3 separate regions of the Homo sapiens genome follow, and all the other regions are linked to region 2. Evidence: chromatin loops called from intact Hi-C (ENCODE). Cell type or tissue: sigmoid colon. All regions are shown on one strand. Each heading gives the region's core, and the rest is flanking DNA. Links, peaks and the distances in the headings are about the cores only.

Region 1 (7,876 bases), core at 1,750-6,749, 67 kb before region 2:
ATGTCTCTGACTTTCTCCTCTGCAACCAGGTGGAGTAAACACTCTTAAAGACCTCGTTTGATGAATTAGCCTCATCCCAAATAATCTGCCATTTGCATATAATGTAATATAATTCCAGGACTGATACCTTATCGTATTCGAAGGTTCTGCTGATACTTGGAGGAAGGGATTTTATAGGGCTTACATACACCAAGAGAGGGTATCTTGGGGACCATCTTAGAATTCTGGCCCCACATTCTACTAGGGCCAAGATCCCTCAGCGCAAATGCTCTTTAATAGTTCTTTCTGTGCTTAATTTCTACCAAGGTGTTTCTAGTGTTCTGCTTTTTAAGACTGTGCAGGTTGGTTACCAAGACAGAGAATGTAAGTTCTCACCTTTAATTAACATGAACTTGATTAAGTCCTTTCACTTTCTCAATTATTTAATCCATGTCTGTACATATGGAATTCTCAGTGAAGACTAAATCTGTGTGGAGCGATGGGCAATCATGTGTTCACTCAACAGTCACTGAGCATTTATCAAATGCCAAGTCCTAGGCTGGGTGCCAGGGGGCTGGGACTTCTTCCAGTTGCAGATGTATGTTTAAGAGATCCTCTTTTTCATTGTCTTAGTCCATTTTCTGTTGCTTATAACAGAATACCTGAAACAGTTTATAAAGAAAAGGAATTTATTTTTTGCAGTTATAGAGGTTGAGAAGTCCAAGGTCAAGGGGCCACATCTGGTGAGGGCCTTCTTGCTGGTGGGGACTCTATGTAGAGTCCTGATGTGGCACAGAGCCTCATGTGGCCAGGGAGCTGAGGGTGCTCACCTACTTGCTTTGGTCCCTCTTCCTCTTCTTAGAAGGCCTCCAGTCAGACTCCCACAATAAGCTATTAATCCATTAACCCATCAATCCATTAATCCATGGGTGGATTAATCCACTCATGAGTGCAGAGCCTTCATGACCCAATCACCTCTTAAAGGCCCCATTTCTCAATACTACCACATTGGGAATTAAGTTTCAACAGGAGTTTTGGAGGGGACATTGAAACCGTAGCAGTCATTTCTCACTGAGGATACACCAGTGATCAAAGCAGCTAAAAAGTCCTACCTTTCTGGAGCTGACATTATCAGCAAGGGAGACAGAAAGTAAATATCACATATGATACAGTATATAATGGGCCAGAGGGTGATAATGTTCTGGGGAAGGAGTGCTGGATGGTGGACTAGAAGGAGAGTTGTAATTTTCAAGGGTGATCTTGAGCAATACAAAAGTCTTAGAAATACCAACCAGGTTGGCCCGGCACGGTGGCTTACATCTGTAATCCCAGCACTTTAGGAGGCTGAGGTGGGCGGATCACGAGATCAGGAGATTGAGACCATCCTGGCCAACATGGTGAAACCCCATCTCTACTAAAAATACAAAAGTTAGCTGGGAGTGGTGGCGCATGCCTGTAATCCCAGCTACTTGGGAGGCTGAGGCAGGAGAATCGCTTGAACCAGGGAGTTGGAGGTTGCAGTGAGCCGAGATCGTGCCACTGCACTCCAGCCTGGGCGACAGAGTGAGACTCTGTCTCAAAAAAAAAAAAAAAAGAAGAAGAAGAAGAAGAAGAAAAAAAGAAATACCAACCAGATGATAGTCTGAAGCCATTCTTGAAAATAATCAACAGAGAGGCCTTTCCAAGACATCTAGCTCCATGGCATGCTGTGCTGCATGCTGTTTAAAGAGAATTTTACGTCCATAGACCCAGCCTCACAGAGTGAGCAATTTCAGTCCCGTGCACAGCCAGAGACAAGAAAGCAGAGTAATAAAATGAAGCCAACGGACAATGAAATGTTCATACCCAAGATATGCCCAGAGCTAGCCCTCAGTGAATTTTAAAAAGGCTTCAGAGATTATTTTGGAAACTCTTGCCTTCCATTTGAACCTCCTCAGCTTTAGCAATGTCCCTGGGACAGACATAGAGCGAGGTGAATAGTGGAGCTGGAGGAACTTAGAAATGACCTCATTTATCCTAACCTTTAATGCATTAGTTTAGGAACCTTTTATCTACTGCTTTAGGAGACTGTAGTTCCAAGAAGTAGTGATGTCCCGAGGTCACCCAGAGAGTGGCAAAGCTTGAACTAAGCTTGGCCCTCTTCACTCTTCATCCAGTGCTCTTCCCCCTTACCTTCCAGAAATGGCCCTCTGGATACCCCCTCCCAACTCCTGCACACTCACACCACACGGTAGGGTTACCTCCCTGCTCTCCTCCAGCCCCTATCAAAGTTCTCCTGGCTCTCTTCAGGCTATGAGTGCCCCAAGAGAGGAACTATATTTTATTTGATGCTGGATTAGTTTCCTGGGGCTGCCACACCACAAACTGGGTGGCTTAAAAAAGGAAATGTATTGTCTTGAGGTCAGAAGTCTGATATTAAAGCATTAGAGGGTTGGTTCCTTCTAAGGCTGTGAGGGAGAATGTGTTCCAGGCTCTTTCCTAGCTTCTGAAGGCTGCTGGCAATCTTTTGTGTTTCTTGGATTCTAGACATATCACCCCATCTCTGTCTTCATCTTCATGTGGCATTCTCCCTGAGTGTGTGTGTTTCTGTGTTCAAATTTCCCCGTTTTATAAGTCATACTGAATTAGGGGCCAGTCGCAAGACCTCATCTGGACTAATTACATCTATAATCGCCCCATTTCTAAATTAGTCACATTCTGAGGTACTGGGGGTTAGACTTTCAACATATGAATTTTGTTGAACCCATGACAATTCAACCCACAACAGATACTATCACACCAGCATGCAGCATAGAGACACTCAATAAAAATGTGATAAATAGATGTGCGTACGTTGTCTGCACTGGCTTTTACATTGTCATCATCTGTCTCTTTGTTACTTTATTTACCTTTCCCAACTCTTAGCATCTCTCAGGCTACTGTCTGCCCATCAACTATGGGATCAGGTCTAGGGATGAATCAATGAGAGAGGGCTACACAGCCTCTCCCAGTTCCCAGAGGTAGCCTTAAGGGGATTTACCCCAAAGGAAATGTTGATTGGTGCACATGGAACAACAGGAGAAAAACGTGCACTTAGCTGGATATTTTGAAGGTGGCCTCTAAAAATGACACAGTGAGGCCAAAATTTACCTGTAATTCTATCTTCTCTACAAATTCCAAACTCCAGCAGTCAACCAGTAGAGCGTCTTGGTCAGGTTCTTCTAGGCACCTTGTTCTAGTCAAATCTCACCACAAACATTTTACAGCTGCAGAAACAGAGGGAGATTCTAGGATGTACATTTCAAGGTTCAGTACTAATCTTACTTCCTCCATAAAGAATTCCAGGATTTTTTCAACCAGAAGGGCTGTCTTCCTCCTCTGAACCCCTGTGGCAAATACCATATTCATCATGCTCAAGACTGTTGTCCCAGAATTAATTTTATCCTAAGTATTGGCCAAGAGATTGAATACAAGAGTAAATGGTTAGGGTAGTCCAGAGATGGTCTTATGTATTAGGAGAGTAAGTTTTCAGGTTCAGTGGTGCTAAGAAATTCCTCCTTTATCTTAAATAACTCTTTATACTCCGATAGTAGAAATTCCTTCTAGTGGAGGAAGGTGGTGTACAATATAATTATCAAGGTAAGACATCTACTTTAGTTCATACTAAGGTGTGAATGACTGATATAATGACCTTGTCTAAGAAAAGGTTTTGATAAAAGATAAGGGAGCATGGCAATACAGAGGTTGCCTGAAGGGAAGATGGAAGAGGTAGTTGGGAAACAGAACCAATGCATGAGGAAAGGGGCCTGGAAGTAGGAGACAGATGCCACTGGAAATCAATTTTCTTTACAATTGTGTTTGTAACCATCTGTGGACGAGAAAAGAAGACATTAAAGTTTCTGGATCCTTTGGTTCCCAAAAGAATCATTCTCTTCTCCTGCCTATTGGGCTTCTATGTCTTACTTTTTTTAATATAAAGGATTTCTTTACAAAGAAGTGTGAATGTCTAGACATTTAGGAACATGCTGGAAGCTGATCAACTTTATTCTTGAGCCTGGTCTTATCCTACAATTGAAAATATATTTATAAATGTCCACCTAGATGACAATACAAAATCACCACCTAAACATTAGTATTTCTGTGAAATGACTGCTGAAAAAAGTAGGTCAGTTTATGGAAACCTCTCTGAGAGGCTGTGAGTTTAGTAAGTTTCGTGGTACTTATGAGTCAGGGCAGAGCTCCCAGGACAGCTGCCTGATAGATAGAGGTCCCTTCTCCTGGAAAATTTAAAACATGTCTCATCAGACTGGTAAATGTGCTAGTAGAGTTGAAGATCCATTTACTATCTGTGGGAGAAGGAAGTTTATTATATTTGACCAACTCATGGTTGGGTCCTAATAAAAGATGTGTCTCAAATTATGTCTAAGTCTTCATTCTAAAGCATGCCAGAAATTTTGAAGGGAAAGCTCAGCTAGAGACAAGCCAAAGATCTGTCTTGCATCTCCAAGGCGTAACTTAAGCTGAGTTATTGGAACACGCACACATTCACAGTATTACAAAAAAAAAAAAAAAAAAAGGTCAGCTGTGGCGACCGCCAGGAAGAAATGCCAGACACTGCCAGTTTGGCTGTGCCCTAACATATGTTCATTCATGGGCATGCAGCCAAAATGGGGCCTGTTCTTCAGTCCAGGCCTGACTTAATGCTTCATTACCTTACTCACCTCAACACAGGATGTAATGTTGAGCATTGAGCAGCAATAGCTGGCAACAGAAATCAATGTAAATTACTGTAGGTTTAAATAGTTGGATGTTTTTCCAGGGCATATTCCCAGTCTATATTCTGAAAATAACTTGATAGGGTACTTAAAAAACAATGTATCTTTGCTCTTAAGTCAATTTAATCTCATAAATATTTTCTTATTGTGACAATTTCCATGTAGCATGCAAAATACAAGTAAAACAAAGCTTTGATTTTCCTTAGTTAACTTATGCCTTTTCCAATAACTGAGTTTTAAAACTAAAATAGGAGCAAAAGACCAATCTTTTATACATTTGTTAAGTGTTCATTGTATGTTTAGTGTTCACTGTATTAAGTGATAAGATTCTCTTACAAATACTTTAAAAAATATTATTATTATTTAGAGATAAGGTCTCATTCAGTGGTCCCACTGATACAGACTATATTCTTATTGTTTTAATTGGCCCCTTTATGTCTCTAGACTGGAAACTCTATGAGTGTTGACCTTACATCCTTATCCCAGCCTCCACCAGGAGAAACAGAACAGAAACAGATTAAGCTAAGGAGAAAGCAAACCTAAAAATGCAAATTCAGTTGGGAAATAATGAAAAGTGAAAAGCTTTTAGAAATAACAAAACAAAATTACATTTACTTTTGTTCATTAATTTATTTTATGACCATTTGATAAACATTTGTTCTATACAATGGTATTTGAAAGCTTAAGGATCATATTGTCTTTGGAATACCAAATTAAAGAAACCTACTACAATAAAAAGCTGAATGAAGTAGAATATTTATAGATAACCTTTTAGCTACACTACTATTAATAAAATGCTAAATGAGATGTCCAGTTGCAGCCGTGATGAATTAATGAGTTTTAGACATAGTTGCCAATTCATGAAAGTAAGGAAAATACCTGAGGCAACTATTTTCAGATATTAAACTCTACAGTTAATGCAAGGCTGTGCTCCTCAAAAGAAGGGAGACACATAAAGTGAACCCCACATTCAACTCAGTCTTTTGCCTGGGTATGCTTTCCAACCTGTGACACAAGGAAGCAGAACCAACACTGGGCGGGGGAAACAGACCAGAGGCTGGATCAGCATTAGTAACTGAGTTTGTTGGTTGAGGCACTAGATAGAGGGGAACCTCACAGAGAAGGAGTTCTATATATCAGCATAGGGATTCCCTGGAGTTTTGAGTGACATACTAAGCTCTGTATGGGCAGATAAGACTCCATGAGGCCAGGCAGAATATAGTTGCTAGGGACTGTGAGAATGGAGAATCCTGAGGACACATAGTATTAAGAGATGTTGGGGTGCTAATGAACCAAAGTTGAAGTTCCAATTTTAAAGGAAAATATCAACATAATGAATGAACAGGTGGGAACTACCAGCTGATAAATGAAAACTATCAAAAAGAACAAGATAAAATTTCTATAACTTAAAAATAAAATAGCAGAAATAGAAATTTCCCAGGATGGCCTTAATGGGGATTGGAAAATGCAGTACGAAAAAAAAGGGTGAATTAACATAGAGGTCCATGGAAACCACCCAAACTGAAACACTGAGATGGAGGAGAAGGAGAAGGAGAGGAGGAGATTGAAAAAATATGATGAGAGCTTCAGTGACCTGTGGCACAATATCAGGTGATCTAATATATTTATAATTGAAATCCTAAAAAATAAGGAGAGAGGTTGGAGAAGATAAGAAAAAAAGGAAGGATAAAAGATCAAGTCATTTCCAAATTTGACTAAAAATGTCAATCTGCAGATTCAAGAAGCTCAAATAATCCCAGACAAAAAAATACAAAACAAAGTAATTTTTAGGAGCATTATAATAAAATTGATAAAAACTAAAGAGAAAATTTAAAGCATCCAGAGGAAAAAAACCAAATTAGATACACAGGAAGAATGATAAGAATTATTTTAGGCTTCTTGCAAAAACAGTATAAACCAGGAGACAATGGAATAATATCTCTACAATGCTGAAGAAGCAACAACAAGATTAACATAGAATTCTACATATAGCAGATATAGCCTGTGAAAATAAAAGCAAGATGAGAACATTTTTCAGGTAACCAAAACTGAGAGAACGTGTCAATAGTAGACCTATACTTTAAAGAATGTTAAAGGAAATTATGCAAGTGGAAGACAAATGTTACCAGATGGAAATCTGGATATTCAGGAAGAAATGAAGAGTAACATACCTTATAAATATGTGGGAAAATATAAAAGTTGCTCTTTTCTCAATTATTAATTTCTCTGTAGGCAAGAATAATAAAAATGATAAAAATGTGTGGTTTATAACATATGTAGAAAAATATATGGCAATAGTAACACAATGGATGGGAGAAGGTAAATGAAATTATACTTTTGTTAGTTTTTTATATGATGTGTTATTAATTCAAGATACATTATATTGTGCTAAAGACAAATATCATAATCCTTAGAGCAACTACTGAAAAATAATATGTGGTGTTCTAAATATCCAAAAGGGAAGATAAGAGCATATTATAAAATACAAATTGAATCCAAAAGGAGATGTGAAAGAGAGAAAAAAAGAAACAATGAACTTCTGAGACAAAAGAAGACAAATAGAATGTTAGGAGACTCAGCCATACAATCATTTTATACAATCATTTTATTAAATATGAAGGCATTTACTTAAAATACAAAAATTATAAGGCCTTTTTTTAAAAAAAGCGAAACTCCAACTATATGTTGTTTTCAAGAGATTCACTTTAAATATACGGGCAAGGCTAGGTTAAACAAAAAGGATAGACAAGCTAAAACATGCAAATAGTAATCACAGGAAAACAGAAGTGGCTATATGAATATCAACAAAATAGACTTAAAGACAAGTATTACTTTCTGTAGTTTTGTCTGATTGATGGAATGATTTCACAGTTGAAGAAGATCTTTAAAAATATCAAAAATCTCCCTAGGTGGTTCTCATGCTGTGTAGCAAATTGGAAACTGAAGTAATTAGAAAACTCCTCTCCAATGAAGGTTGATTAAAGAAACAGAGTGAGGAGGTGAGAGAAAGGGGCCTAATATTTGTGTTCATTATGAACCACTCTCCATGGGGAAAGAAAGTCAGATCTATGCTGAATTTCCTCCAAGTGTTTAAAGCAAAACCAAGAGGTGGAAACCTTCATGGCACTAGATTTCAACTTAAT
Region 2 (7,876 bases), core at 1,709-6,708:
CTGATTTCTTTCATCGAGCATCACATTTTCCAGATTTATCCATGTTGTAGCATAAAATAGTCCTACTTTCCTTTATTGCTAAATACTATTCCACTGCATTGATAGACTGCATTTGTGTATTCATTAATCAATTAGACTGCATTTGTGTATTCATTAATCAATTGATAAACATTTGAGGGTCAGATGCTTTTTTTCAGGTGTATTCCATTAGGTTCTGATCTGCCAGCTCCATTTCAGTATGTCTTGAGGGAGGCCCTCTCTGTTGGACCAGGGGCTGCAGGACATCCTAGGGTGTATCAGTATGGTGGTCTGGTTTCTAATCCTGCTTTCTCCAGGATCAAAATATCTTGACTGGCCATGAGAATGGTTACTGTGATTTCCAGGCCCTGGAAGTCCCACCTGCACACAAGTATTTTTCTCACTGCCTTGGCAAGGTGAAACTTACATTCTTGACTGTAATTTCCCCCCAGAAAAGGCTCTGATAAAAAAGAGTAATGCCTGGGATATGTATGGGTTTATAGAAAGCCTCCCCAAAAGCACATGTTACCACCTGCCCTGTGATTGTGTTCTGGAGTGAGTGCATGGTCTCTTCCCAGCACAGATCACAGTCAAGTTGATTACCAGATGTAAAGGTTTACCCGGTCTAGCCAAGGTAAGATAAACCAGAAGGCTGACCTTGGGGAGGTCATGGCACTTGGAGGCAGAGACTTGGCCTCAGGGCACTGAAATGGGCACCAGGAGGTTTAACATGGAGGAGGGCAGCCAGGTCAGCCCAGACCTGATGGGTGTGTAGAGCAAGAAACTACAATGTCAAATTCTCAGCTACAGCTTCATGATTTGCTTTTGTGATTTGCATACAGTGTCTACATGCATGCAAGAGCATACCTAGGATTGAACATGGACAGTAAAGTGTATTGTGCTCATTCTCAATTTATTATAATGAGAGAAAAAAGGCATCCAGATTGTAAAGGGATTTTCTCCTGTTCTCTTGACCTGAGATAAAAACCAAGTTCCCCAGGCTTCAATACAATGATGCCAGCTGCCTACACTCCTTGTATTGTTAAAGTTCTCCTATGAGGAAACTCCCCTAGGCCACTAAGTGATGGAGAAAGTGCAAGCATCTCTGTTTAGGGCTGTGACTGTGCTTCTTGGCAGGCCAGCCTAGACTTAGAATCGTAGCCCAGTGGAAGGGCAACAGGTAAGATAACAATTGCACAGTTCACATTGGGATGTGGAAATCATACGTGCTCAGCCAATCCTGCACTTTCACCCCAGCCACTCTTTTATGGGATCTTGGATGCTCAGGGCTGTTTGTGTAATTGCTTCTTGTAAATGAGCTCCTACTCCATAACACTTTACAGTAAACCACTCTCCTTTGCCATCTGGTATCCAGTTGTTTTAACTGGGTTTCCAGTATTTGCATCAGTCATTTACAAGAACCTTTTTAACCTTTACAAAATAAAATAATTGAAATCTATCCTTTCAACTTCACATTTGTTTCAGAAAGGCTTTGAAATCAAGGCACAGAGGGGATGAAAGACAGGAGGATGTGAAAAGAAAAGGGCTTGGCTTTTCTCCCTCTGAGATGATCAGAAAGGGTGCCTTGGAGGTGCAGAGTCCTGCGCTGGAGAGGGTTATTGCCTCCATTATGGGCTCGTCTCTGTGGAAAATCTCTCCCCTGCCATGGTGAGTGGAGAGGCAGAAGAGCTGGGGAAAGACGTGCTCTTCCTTGACCCTGGGTCCTGGGTCTGCAAATCTTCTCTGTGTATAAACTGCATCCCTCCACACCTGCCCCACACTGCCCATGATTCTTCATTTCTCACTTTGTTTCTTTCTCTTGCTTAAACCATGAGTTCCTGCCTTGCTCAGATGGAGAGGAAAGGAAGAGAAATCCACACGTGTGTATGGTGCTGATTCTTTTCAGCCATGAAGAGGACTGGGACCTCTTACCAGATAAAGTGGGTGGATTTTATCTGCATCCTCCAAGCAGCACAGAAGTGAAAATATCTCAGTTGCAGATAACGGCATAGTTCAAAAGAATTTGACATTTTGACTATCTGGCCACTTTGTGTCTTTCTCTCTCCAGTTCTAATCACTTTAAATGACATGGAGGCTTCTAGAAGCCCAAGTAAAGGGGAGCTTTAATTTAAGAAATCCTCTCCATGGCTTCCCTTGCTCCTGTCTCTGTATGCAGGTTTCCCATCCTCCACTCTTTTCACCTTGAGTGGTTCTCTCTCCCATTCATCCCTTACCCACTCCCTTTTTCTGAGCAAAACTTGGGAGCTCCATCAGCCCCCTCCCCACACGTCATGATGAAGGTCTAGTTGCTGGCTCAGCAGATGAAGTGTCCCACCTCCTTAGAAGGCTGGGGTAGGGGTAGTGATACAGATACACAGAACTGAATACTCTTCAACCTAGTGGAAGAGAACAGGACCAAGACAAAGATCTGGTTGTTGCGAGGGGTCTGTGGTCTAGCGGGTTGCTGCCAGAACTCTACCTGGGGCGTGTATGGTCACGTTCACATCATACTATATTTGAGACTTTAGTTCAGAGCTGCCCCTATAACTTTCTCAGTGCTGATGGGCCACTTATTAACCCTGTTCCGTTAGGTGAGAGGTGAGGATACGCTTCCTCAAAAACCTTGGTTTTCAATTTGTTTCCTCATCTCTTGCTTTTCAGTGTCTTTCTTTGTCATATACATATTCCTGGCTTTTTAAAGCCACACAAGAAAATATATCTTTATGCCCAAAGAGAAACTTTGGGTGGGAACTGTTGATGGGTTTGAGTAAGAGTTTGTGTTGTTGTGTTGCTGTTGATTTCTGTTACCGTAACTAAACAATGCTTCACTCACGGTATTTCCTAGTGGTATTTTCTAAACCAAGAAGGTAGAGACTGGTTCTTAAGTTTGAAACCATGGGTTTCGTGGGTGGGACCCTGCTGAGGGTTAACTAAATATTGTATTCTAAAGAAAACACAGGGTTCATGTAGAAAGAGGATTCTATCACTGAAGCAAACACAGAGAAGAGCCACCCAGGAGGACTGGGTCCCCTCAGAGACTGCGGTTTAAGCCAATAGTCTCTGGCAAATGCATTCCTAAGTAATGAGTTTCATCCACATTAGTGCCCAGAACATTCAGAATATTCTGTGAGGCAGGCAAGGCAGTTCTGGAGAAAAGTTGCATAGCTTTCATCCGCTCACCAAAGGGGCCTGTAAGGACGACTGTGGCACGAAAGAGTTTCATTAGTTCTCAGTTTGAGTCACATAATCATAAAGTGGCATCAGGGAAAATTAGGATTAGTAGCCCTGATGGCAAAGGCTGATCTAGAAAAACTGTGTTTACGGAAGAGTTGTGGGATTCGACAGCATATTCATCTGGCACTTTCACAGGGTGCCGTATCTTTATTCAGTCAAGCACCTACTGTGTTATAGCCGTGCACTTATTTGAGGAAACAGCTTTCTGTGCACATGCTTGGCAGTTCGCCTGCTGAGGCACCTTCCTGCTGTAGGCTGGGTGTGACTCCCCTTTAAGGAGGGAATAGATCCGAAATGAATCGGAGCCTGTGCTGAAGCCGATGTCCAGTGTAAGCAGAGCAGGCCTGGATTTTTACCGCTTGGTGTTCCAAGGCTACATTTTGCTGAGAAATATTAAGTGTAACCAAATATTACAGGGAACACACTGTTCCTGCTATATTTCCAGGGCATCTGATCAATGGGAAAAATGAGAAGTAGAAATAAACAGAAGGGACAGGGAACTGAGCAGGCAATTGGGCTCAAAGGCAAACCGAGTAAAACAGAGGAAATGATTTTCAAAGTAAATACAGATAACTGGGGAAAGAAAGATGAATACTAAGCAGAGAAGAAATGTCTGACTGTCTTACTCCAGCCTGGGTTGGGCCAGGGAGCATGGTGGGGCCGTGCTGAGAATTTTCATCTGGGGCCTGGTCTCTCAGTAAGTCCAGCTGTCAGAGGCAATGCCAGGAACAGGCGAGATGAAACACAGTCACGGCAAGGGGTGCAACCTCCAAGAGAAAACCCAGTGCAGCGGGAGCTAAGAGGCTGCTGCCAGCAGCCCAGGCAGCCACGTGGGCCTGCAGGACTTTATTTGAAGAAAACACGGGGTTCATGGAGGACGTGGATCTTGTCATTGAAGTAAACTCGAAGAAGATCCACCCAAGAGGATCGAGTCCCCCTGGGAACTTTGCAGTTTCAGCCAATAGTTTCTGCCACGGGAGTTTTGTGCACGTTAGCTCCTGGAACACTTAGAATAGTCAGTGATGTGGGGTGCATGTGTGGGTCTTAAGCCTCCTCCATAAAGCAGATGTTCTCAGCCTCAGTGCTGTTGATACTGGGGTCAGATCATTCTTTGTGGTGGGGGCCCTGTTGCTATCCATTGCACAATGTTGAGCAGCATCCTTGGCTTCTGCCCACTGGTTGTATAGCGCTCCCCCACCCCACCTCCACTATATCCATCCAAAATGTATCCTGATATTGCCAAATGTGCCCCGGGGCGGGGGGCAGGGTACAATCACTCCCTGTTGGGAAACACGGCTATAGATGAAGAAACTAAAACCGAGAAAGTGTCCGTGGCACAAGTAACTGATGCAAAGCCACACCTGGAACCCACTAACTACAGAACTTTGAAGGCACCTTGGCCTTTTTCTGTAACTGCATTCTCAGCTGAAGAGGAATAGCTATGTAGAGTTCAGTTTTTGTAGTCAGATTCCTGGGTTCAAAGCTGGGCTCCACACTTAACTTGCTATCTGTGTGAACCTGGCTGTTACTCCATTTCTTTGTGTCTCAGTGTCTTCATCTGTAAAACAGCTTCGATGCTAACAGTATCCACCTTACAGGGTATGAGGTGAGTCAAACAAGGTAGGCCAAGCAAAGAGTGTGGTGCCAAGCCTTCTTGCTATGTGGGAAGTTCTTGATAATGGCTTGGGCCCGTCTTGACTGCATACTATGTTCTCTAATGAACACTTTTTAGTTTCCTTTGCTGATGTGGTTCCCTTTATCTGCAATACCCTTCCACCAACTTCTTTATATGGCCAACTTTTTCCTGCCCAGCAAGAAGCTGTTTAAATGTCATCTCTACAAAGGCTAAGGGCTCCTATGCTCTGTCCCCTTAGCAGCCCCCAAAGCACTGTATGCATTCAAATGTCTGTGTTTATGTCTCTCTTCCCAGCTAGACCTACTATGAGCAAGTAGGCCAAGGACCCTATGTAATAAACTACAATTCTCCTGTGACGCTCAGTGAATGGATAGGATCTTGACAGGTAGAAATGCGAACGGAGGGTAGCCTGCTGGGTTGAGAGAGTCTTAAGAGGTGAATGGTGGAGACACCAGAGAGCAAAAGAGATGCTCGGAAAATTCCGAGAGCTCGGCGTAAGGCATGAGTATCAGTGGGTCTCCTAGAGAGATCTCGCTCAGGTCACTTACCAGCCATATACCTTTGATGGGGGTAGGGTGTTTGGAGTGGGATGGGTTGGGGAGTGGCTTGATCAGAACTGTCATAGAGAGATTAGACTGGCAATACTTTGCAGTATACACTGGACTAGACAAAGTCTGGGGCAGGGAAAGATTAGTTAAGCAACTGCAGGAGAGAGTTCATGGAAGCAGAACTATAAACACAACTGTAAAACGCCTTTGAGTTAATCAAATTGTGACTATCAGAAGAATGGTGGCAAATGATCCATCGTTGATTGATTGGGAGAGATGAAAGAGAGGAAGAGCTCTCAAAAGTGGTCTGAGTGTTTTGGGGTATAAGAAGTTTGTGTTGCTGTTGAGGATCATTGCATGAGAGAGTGGAGATATCAAGGAACGTTCTTGAGTCTTCTCTGGATATTTTTGAAAATAGAGATGACCCTCCCCAGTCAGAGGTTACAAGTGACCCGGCTGAAGGTAGGAGTGGGGCATGTAGGGCTGGGGGTGGAAAGGGTGGCAGAGATGGACAAATGTACTTGTGCCTTTATCCTGGCAGTAGGAGTCATTTCTCACATTTTGAACTAGAAATCCCAAATAATGTCTCAGACCAGTTAGGTTTTATTTTCAAGGAGACATTTTGAACTTAAGGAGAGATGTTTGAGGACTTCTTGGAGAAACCAGACTCAATTGCAGAACAAAGAGACCCAGCACCTTGAATCATTTCAGGAGGAAGAGGCTATAAATACCTGTTTACGTAGATCCCTGCAGTCCTGAAACTTACACATATCCCAGATGTGAGACCATGTCTCGGTCGCCTTCTGACCTTAGGTATAAAGAAAGTATAGCTCAGGCTTTAATTCTGCCTCTCTTAAGTCACAGCCACATTTTCATCTTTGAGTCTCATAAACATTTGTCAGATTAAGGAATAAATTCAAATTCTCCTTACCTGGTCTGGTTTCAGAAGCCTGGGTCTGAGGCTGGGATCAGAGGCTGCTCTGGGTGGCATGCTGCAGCTCAAAACCAACAGAGAGGCCTCACTCCAGAGACGGCCTCTGGCATCTTCATAGGTTCAGGGAAACTGGTAAGTAGCTAAGGAAAGAAAACAAAGGAGATCTGAACTCTGAAGTCAATGCTTACCGTCTTCCCCTCTTCAAGTGTGGCTGAGGTCTGGCCGGGCAGGAGCCTGGTGCAATCTCTGTGGAGTCCTGCAGGAGTGAGTAAATGAGCCGCTGGCCTGGTGCTAAGCCCTTTGCCCTCACCTGGGCTTTCAGAAATGGAGCTGATGTCCTGAATTATTGATGCCTGCTTAAGTAAACAGTTGCAGAAAATAGGAGGAACCCCCTCCCCTCCCCTCACCACGAGGAAAAAAAGAGGAGGAAGGAAGCACTTATTTCAGGGATGGTAGCAAACGTAGAATACTCATGGAAGACCTGGGCCAAACATGTACTGCACATGGAGCCTCGTTTACAGCTTCCTGCCTAGAGATCCTCTCATTTTTGCTCCTGAAATTAAGACTATAAGTAATGAACTGGAAGATATCACAAATTAGATACTCTAAGCTAATGCCAAAAAACACATAGTACTGATATTTACAAATAACATGCATGGAAACTCTTTACAAAAGAAAACAAAGAAGAAAAAGGGAAAAGAGCAACTCACGCTGTCTTCTGGCCTGATCGGATGAGGGAAGGAGGGTGGCCCCTTGCCAGGAACCCTGAAAAACGGCTCCAGGGCAAGGAAAAAGATGAATGAAAGCAGTAGACAGAAAACAATGACTCTCCGTGGTGGCAGGTGATGGGTAAGACAGAAACAATTGATCAGGTTTATCTTTGCATTTTTACCTACTTGCTGCACACTTTTAACGCATAAATTTGGGAAGACTGTGCAGTAAAATGGTAGTGCTACCTTCTCCATGGTGGTGAGACCTGCCTCTCAGAGGACTCCGTAATTCCGGGGTGAGCTACCACTATGCGGTTTATTGCCTTCCAAGTGGGCCCAGCAGAAGGCTCAATGCTCATATTATGATTTATCCATTCAACCAACATGTCTGGAGAGCCTACTGTGCACCAGGCACATGCCGTGTTGCACGAACTGAGATGAATAAATCGTGTTTAAGGAGTTCACAGTCTGGTCATAAGAGCAATTGAGAATATACGGCTGTTGGCTTAAGTACCTCCATTTACTTTGAGTAAGGAGAGTTAATTGAACACTCTTTGCACTTCCCCACAGCTCTTACCAAGTCTTTGGAGGTTTCAGACCATTGCTGCTGCCAAGTGCAGCCCACCAGGGACAGATCCTATGTTTAAAAGAATAGTTTTGTATTTCCTCCATAGAGTTGGTTAGCAAATGATATTCAAAGAGGTGGGGTTATGCAAATAAAAATGAGATGTTAAATGAAGAGAACGATACACACCAGCAAGCACAGAGACAGTCCTTTGTTCCTTCAACAAATAGT
Region 3 (7,876 bases), core at 1,789-6,788, 120 kb after region 2:
GCTCTTGTTTTAGATTGGTTAGTGTTCATTTGCCTCCCTCAGCACAATTAATGTTACCGACTGCTATGGGTCAAACATGAGTGGGTACTTGAAGCAACATGCACTGGTTTTCTTTGCTGTGGTGGAGATTACAACAGGGCTGGCTCTGGACGCACAGGTTGAGTCTACGCTCCAGGGTCTCCTAATTCTCCCTTCCATGTGCATGCAGCCTCCTCTCCACTGGCTACTGTGCCGTGAGCTTAGCCATTACCAGGCAGCATTGTGTCAAGATGCCAAATCCTGTTGTTACTATTTTTGACAGCAGCTGTAACTTACCACCCAACCTTGGAATTGGAGGTCCAGGAAGGCCCATGTCCTCAGACACATCTGGTGCTGTTGCTAAAACCAGCTCTGTTTTGTCTGTATTGACAGCATACTGAAAATATCCAAGCTTCTCTGAAACAGAAAATCTGACAAGTAAAAATACCTCTGTAATGGTATTGAGTAAAGGAGTTGAGGTAATGGGTTTATTCATTGTAAAAGCAGCTGGTTTTCCTTGCGAATGTTTGTTTGGTTTAAAACAAGGGAAGATCCGAGTTGCCAAAGGAACGAATGGAATACACTGTAGTTTCTTTTCTTTGAGCTTTTTGGGCTTCTAATGGAAGTACAGGATCCTGCCAAAAAGCCCTGAGCCCCTTTGTCTGGATAATTTATTAGATAAGGTTTAAAATTCTAGGATACAATCTTTTCTTTATCACATGCCTCACTTTGTGAGTGAATCATCACTCACACCCACCTTCCCAACATGAATTCTACGACGGGGAAAAAAACCCCAGCTCAGCTTATTCTGGTGGAATACTGTGTTATGTTAAACATTTTCTTCTTACCTGGTGGGATCAGAATATATTTTAAGTTCACTTGATTTTTGCTGAGCCACAAAATATTCTTGGTGAGAGGGGTGTTGACACTTACCTATGCTATAAGATGAAGGGAGTATCGTTTGTGCGGTAGGAAGGAGAAAAGAGAATATCAATTTGGCTTTTTGTTACAAAACTAGTGGGAAATGAGGTCTTTGGTGACTTTTGTCTTTACTTGCCAAGTTTGTATATATGCCACAAAACACAAAACTATTTACCGTGAAAATGCACAGCACGGTTTAAGCTCCAAAGAAGGGTATGCAGATTTAATCAGCCTTCTGGGCTGGTAGTAGTATCATCATTGGTGTTTTCTATTTGGCAATGGGTGTTCTGAGGAAGAAGGTAAAGAGGGATACAGTGACCCCGAGGACGAGGAGGACCTCAAAAACCCGGGAGTAGTGTGGATCCCACGGGACGGAGGGTTCGTGATCACGGAAAGCCTCTCCAAACACAACACAACTTCATTTTTGATCTACGTTTTTCATATTTCCCAGAACCGTGGGCTGTTTACAGAGTCAGGAGAATTTTTGCTTTGACATGAAGTAATCTTGTCCTTTGGGAGCCCCCGAAAGTTAGCCAAGGTTTAAAAGAGTTCCAGAAACCACTTTTCAGCCCACTGTGAATTTGTGGGCTTTACTGTGGTGGGTGCTTGTGTTGGAGGAGCTAAACAACACTGCCAGCATTTTTAAAGCTTTTTTTTCTTCTTATAAAAATCTGTTGTGCTGTGAAAAATCATAAAACTACTTCAAAATGTTCTTCACTGTCGTCGAAATCAGCTTGGCTCAAGATACTATAACATCTAAAGTTAATTATACATCAGTAGTTTATTTTAACATTATCTGGGGCTAAAGGAAATAAATGAGAACAAAAATGGAAATAATTCGATAAAGCAGATTGTTTTTATTAAATATATTCATGTCTATTCAAATTATTTAAGCCCACATAGCACAGCAATTTCTGAGTGCCCCACAGCTAAAGCTGCAGGAACTGAGCAAATCTATTACTAGTTCTGCGTCCGCAGTAGGCTCCAGAGCCTGTACAAGGCTCTAGAAGGTTCCAGAAAGTTCCAGCTCTCAGATGAAGGGGTCATATTAGACAGAAAGGTAGATCTGGTCCTGCCAGGGTGTTAGGGGCATGGTTATCCTTTCCCTGAGATGGAAACTAGTAACAGTTCTCACATGATGATACACCAGGCTCAGGGAACAGGGCAGCCAAAGCCACACCCGGACACCCGCAGGGGTCCTGGAGAGACTCCCGGACTGGCGATCTCAGGGAACAAACCCCGCTTCCTGACAGGAGCACTGTGAGTGGCAGAGCCCGTGGGAGGCTAAATGTGACCCTGTGAGGAGCAACTGAGTTACAGGATGTCCTCTGTGCTGGGTGGAAGATAACCAGGAAGGAGCTGGACACCTACCCAGCCCCGGGGTCGTCTCCTCCCAGGTCTCTCCTGGCACGTCCTTAACACAGAGTGGTGCCTGGGAGGTTCCCAGCACAAATGCTGGTGCTGGGCACACAGGGGCCAAGGAGACAGGCCAACCCTCCCCTCAGCACTCAGGGTCTGCAGGGAGACCGACTGGAAACAGCTCCTCCCCAGGCCTGGGTGCTGCCCAGAGAGCCCGGGCCCCAGGGTCCTCTCCCCCGAGGCTTTAAGATCCCAGTTTCTACATTTCCCTCTTTATTCCAGAATGTGTGATTTTCCCGGTGTGATTCCCTTTTGTCTCTTTCAGTTGCAGAGCCACACAAGGGTATGCACTATTTCACTCTGATAGGGAAGAAAAAGTGTTTTCACAAATTGAAGTGTGTTGTGGTGGTGTGGGCACCCGCATGGTGAAATGGCAGAGGCATCCCTTGTGAGTGGTTTCTGTCCCTGGGAAGGTTTTGGAAGGCACAGATTCCTTTGGTATAGTTGGAACCTAATGTGGAGACTGCTGGTGGCAGGCATTTCCTAAACATGTGTGGAAGGAAGGAAGGAAAGAAGGACAGAAGGAAGGAAGGGAGGGAAGGAGGAAGGGAGGGGAAGGAAGGAAGGAAGGAGGGAGGGAGAAAGGGAAAGAGGGAAGGAAGGAAGGAGGAGGAGGGAGGAAGGAAGGAAAGAAAGGAAGGAAGGAAGGAGACAGAGGGAGGGGAGGGGAGAGAAGAGAGTCAGAGACACAGAGAGAGGAGGGGGAGGAGGGCTGAAGAACACAGGCGTTCAGACCTCTTCAGGCCTTGGTCAGTCTGAACATTCGTCCACAATCTCATGGTCACCTCCACCCCGACCTTCCTTCTTCCCACTTGTCCGGACATGCGAAAGTCTCCTAGCCCAGGCAGTTAAGAGAGGAGAAGTCATCATTCATGTGCTGCCAACACCTTTGAGTTAGACACGGCCGAGCTTTCTGTAGGTCTGCCTCTTCCAGCGGACACCAGCTCTCCCCACCGGCAGGCAGCAGGGCCCTCCCACTCTTGGGCTCCACCTCCTCACTGTCCCCAAGGCAAATGGAAAGCCAGGTGTGTGTATGAATTCCAGCAAGGCAAAAGAAGCAAGAAAGAGAGCAACTGAGATGTGGAGATTAAAAATAGGATAAACAGGAACTGAGAAGTCTGGGTTTCTATTTTTCTGGTTCACTTTGTTTTCATGCTTCCCTCAGTGAACTCTTGTAATTGTAGTCTCTCCCAATTAAGCAGTCATTTGTAGCTCAGGATAAGAAAATAAAGAAAATAAGACTCCTGAGTTCCCTGCGTGTAGAATTCCCCACCCCTCATCCTCAGAATGCATTCATTCCCAGCACACATGAAAACAATTGTCTGTAGGAAAAGAAGAATCAACTTTAGGCTTTGCCCAGAAATGCCAGCACAGTTCCTTCCATGGTGGTCGATGACCTCAAATTGGAAATGTGATAAATATAAGAATATCTATACCACATAAAAAACCAACAAGCTCCACACTTTGATTTTGCCCTATTCAGGGCAAGCTCTGATGTAAGAGGATGTCGGATGAACACGGATGCCCACGTGGCTACCCTAGGCCAGGGTTAAATCTCCTGGTGGTGAAAGCCTCTGTGCTACAGGGGAAAAGGTGTGTAGGCCGTGTGTGTGTGTGTGTGTGTGTGTGTGTGTGTGTGTGTGTGTGTGTATCCAGGAGATCAGCAGCCAGAGCTTCATTTATCACGGCTTTGCTTCCTAAAATGTAACTGGAGGCACAGAGAGCTCTTTATAAATCAAAAGGCCCCTAGCTTCCACTAGCCTGAAACAGTAGAGACGGTGGGAGCTGCCTGTGTTGAGTCTGAATGAAACACCCACTCAGCCCAGCTGCAAGCTATCTAAAGCAAATATCCCGACAATGGCCTCTTGCCCAGAAACGGCCTCAGCAGCCTGCCTCCCTGGACAGGAAGGAAGGCGCTCTGGAACAGAACCACTGCCCACGTGGTGGTGGGGGTGTGGGGAGCTCTCTCCTGGTCCCATCTCGCATTTGCCCCAAATCAAAGTAGAGGCTGCTAAACGGCTGATAGAGAAAGATGGACCGTCTAACTGCTAGTCAATGTTTATTGTATTCTTAGAAGCAGCGACTCTTCTCAACTTCCTGTGATCAAAAACGCTTGTTAATCGTTCTTATTAAAAGCCAGATCTCCCAACGTACAACTTTGTTGCACGTGGACTGAATTAAAAGCAGGAGATTGTTTTCATCTCTAGAATTCAGCGAATGCCAAAACAAATGTACATGAAATTGCCGGCCCTTTTTTTTTTCTTTCTTTCTTTCGTTATCTCTTTTCCCTTATTTCCCCCTACAGGAGGCAGCGAAACCTAGTAAAGAAAAAGAGGAAACTGGAACCTGAAGCTCAAAATTACGGGCAGGGAACTCGGATTCTGTCTGGGTGGAAGTGTTAGGTCACAATAGGATCCACTCAACCATCATGTTGCTTTTACTTTTCTCTCCTGCTGGTTTTCCGGGGGTACAGGTTTACAGTATGTGTCAGTGACTGAGACAAGCCCTTCCAAAGTGGCCGTTTTCTTGCTAATGTTAAATTATTTTTGATGCATTTTCTCTAGATTCCCCAGTTCTTGCAGGAAAACATTCAGAATGTGTTTTGATAAAATAGTAGCTCAGAAAAGCTCGTGCATCTTAGAAGCTTGCCATTTAAAATACAGATGTCCAGTTAAATTGAAATTTCGGAGAAGCAACTAATTTTGTTTAATGTTCAGGTAAACAATGAATGATAAAATATTACATGGAGTACATGTATGCTAAAAATGTATTCATGTTTATCTAAAATTTATATTTAAGTGGGTATCCTGTAGTTTTTAAATCTGATGACCCAGAACAAGTCAGCTCATTTGACCACATGTCTGCTGCACATATAGAGAGTTGAACACGTTCTAGGTAGTAATTATTCCCTGATACAATCATTTCGTCTTTATACCGCTACTCAATACCAGTACCCAGAAATGGTTGAGTCACCTAATGTAATTTTGCCAATCTGTTATGAGGTCATAGAAGACCGTCACTGGTAAGCTGCATAGAGAATCTAGGAATTGTTCTAACCGTGGTTCCTGACAAGCTCAAGCCCTCTAGACTTTACTTTTCCACTCCTCTAGCTTGGCTGGAAGGGCTGTAGCCACTTTCTGACTTTCTAGTCAGAGAGCCTTGAATATGAAGAAGGGTGGCCACGTTTCCATCTGCGAGGCTGACAGTCAAGGGCAGGAGTGTCTACCGTTTGCACAGTAGTCTGACGAAGGATTTCTCCCCAGTTGATTCCAAATTCATAATTTTCTGGAGTATAAAGGGACTGAACAGTATGGAGGTAGTCTAAGACATAAGACCTTCCTTTCAAAACTCAACTGCCAAAGTCAATGGAGCTTGCTACCACTTTAAAAACATTCCCAGGTCCAGCACACACGATCTAAAATTAAACTTAATTATCATCACTTGGAGATGCTCTATTAGAGGAAAGTCTGTGAGTCAATATGAAACGTCCTGCTGATCATCATCTGCAAAGTGGCCGAGCCAAGAACTGCTGGGACGCTCTGGCCACATATGGAACAGGACATGATATACATGATCTGATACTCTCATCTTAGACATACATTTTCTTAAACATCGAAAACAACAGAACGATTCTCCTGAGTGACTGTTGGATATACCTTTTTGTATTTTAAAAATGTGCTTGCTCCACTCACAGGGACCCTGCTGCCTGATCACTCAAATCACCTCATGGGAAACTCTGAGAAATGCTTTATTTAGAAGCAGTTCGGACTGTGAGTCATGCAACATTTTGCTGTGTTTTTCTTCTTCAGTTCTCCTGCTCCCATAAACATTTATAGGAAGACAGGATATTTCACTGCGTTTCAAGAGTCCATCTGCCACAGATGCTTGTTCCCCACCTGAAGTCATCAACTTTCAGGAAAGAAAATATCTGGTTTTCTTTCAAATGCTGATAAAGAAAAAAAAAATTGGCAAGGAAAAAGGATGACCCTTGAGTAGAATTACCTCTTCCCTGAGTGTTTCTCACGATTCTCTGTAAAGCATTGGTAGTTTAATGCTGGAATCCACCCTGTGGTCAGAGGCACAGTTTTATAAGATTAATAGTATTCTAAAGGAACACAACAACAAAAGATTAATAGTATTCTAAGGCAAAGAAGTCGCAAAGGACTTTGTCCCCTTCATGAAGCAGTGGAAAAAATTATTCCTTTTCTTTTCGAGGGGAGGGTGTCTGTGGGGAGTGGGGAGTGGCAGGCAGTGTCAAAAGCTTACTTTGACTTCCTGATCACATTTTCCTTCAAAATTTTTCACATTTCATTTAAGCCTGCAAGTATCCACTTACTGAAAATGACCTTCTTCGGATCTAAGAATTCTGATATAATTTAGTTGATTCCTTCTTGATTCTAGGGTAAGTTTATGGGCTTTCTTGACTTTGGATTAAAAGGCAAATTTCCTTTGAGATACAGAAGATCTCTCCCTTTATGCCAACATCAATCCTCTTTCAGTAGCAGTTTCCCAATATTTTCTTGATCTAAAAAAAACAAACAACAACAACAAAAACTTCTTTATTTTTGTTTTTCTCAAACACCTAGTTATCTACTTTCTTTTTGGATACTTTTCCTTTTATGTTTTTATTACCCTTTGCCTTCAGTATGTTAGAAGGAGGTTGCCAAATTTCCTCTGAATATTAGCTTAGTCACTAAGAGTACTGGATTTAAGAGGTTGCTTTTCTCTACTAAGCAATACAAAGTAGATGTTCTTGATTATGTCTCTTTTTAGTGGTAGAAAACAGTTCATAGTCATCACTGAACATCATTCACTGGGCCTGGAACCTGAGTCTGAAGGGTTGAGGAAGGCAGTGTCATGCAGTCTTGGGGAACAGAGGCTCTCTGGAGCCAAGACACCTGAGTTCAAACCCCAGTTCTGTCACTTGCTAGCTGTGTGAGCTTCAAAAATTGAACTAACTACTTGAAGCCTTGGTTTTTCCCTCTGTAAAATGGAGAAAAAAGTGGTACCTACCTCATTGGGTTGTGAGGATCAAAAAAGTTGATATTTGTACTTATAACAGTACCTGGTACATGGTAAGTGCTATGAAAATATTGCTATTATTGCTATTGAAAGATTGGGCCTATGGAGACACACTTAGGAAGCTAGACATAGAAATTTTGCACATCATTAATAATGAATGAATGAATAGTATTAAAATGTATTTGTTCAATAAATATTTAGGGAGCAATTACTCTGTACTGAACACTGTGCTAGGTGCAAGACACAAAAACTCAAAGCTATAGAATGTACTCTAAGGGAGCTTAGGCTCTGGGGAGAAAGCTATGGGCATTGTGGGCAGACCAAGGCTGTGGTGTCAGATAACTTTCAGCTCAAGCCCAGCCCCATTAGTGGAAAGGGATTGGGTAAGTGAATTTTCTCACTTGTGAAATGGGGATAATTCTACCTTATTAGGTTGTTTCAAAAAGTAATGGAGAATACAGAACATATACACATGTATTTTAAAAATATACTTACC

The links. A loop is a pair of places that touch in the nucleus more often than their neighbours do. Peaks named below come from ENCODE experiments on the same cell type or tissue, not always from the same donor. Only the 100,000 strongest peaks of a DNase experiment are listed, where the experiment ranks them.
Region 1: it touches region 2 in a loop (2.6-fold over the local background); 2 of 110 quality-filtered maps call a loop at or near these places.
Region 3: a loop joins it to region 2, with 6 times the contacts of the local background. A loop is called at or near these places in 3 of 110 quality-filtered maps.

The regions. Positions count from the first base shown.
Region 1 is chr21:35,386,904-35,394,779 of GRCh38, reverse strand. All of the region lies in intron 2 of LOC100506403 (a long non-coding RNA gene), which reads left to right. Among named protein-coding and RNA genes, the nearest start is that of MIR802, 330 kb to the left of the region's middle. In sigmoid colon, for the core only: no CTCF peak of the experiment used is centred there; a DNase peak (open chromatin) is centred at 4,599.
Region 2 is chr21:35,320,252-35,328,127 of GRCh38, reverse strand. No RefSeq gene overlaps it. Among named protein-coding and RNA genes, the nearest start is that of RUNX1, 270 kb to the right of the region's middle. In sigmoid colon, for the core only: no CTCF peak of the experiment used is centred there; DNase peaks (open chromatin) are centred at 3,537, 3,977 and 4,400; H3K27ac peaks cover 511 bases.
Region 3 is chr21:35,201,806-35,209,681 of GRCh38, reverse strand. No RefSeq gene overlaps it. Among named protein-coding and RNA genes, the nearest start is that of RUNX1, 160 kb to the right of the region's middle. In sigmoid colon, for the core only: no CTCF peak of the experiment used is centred there; DNase peaks (open chromatin) are centred at 2,344, 3,310, 4,241 and 5,881; H3K4me3 peaks cover 587 bases; H3K27ac peaks cover 2,711 bases.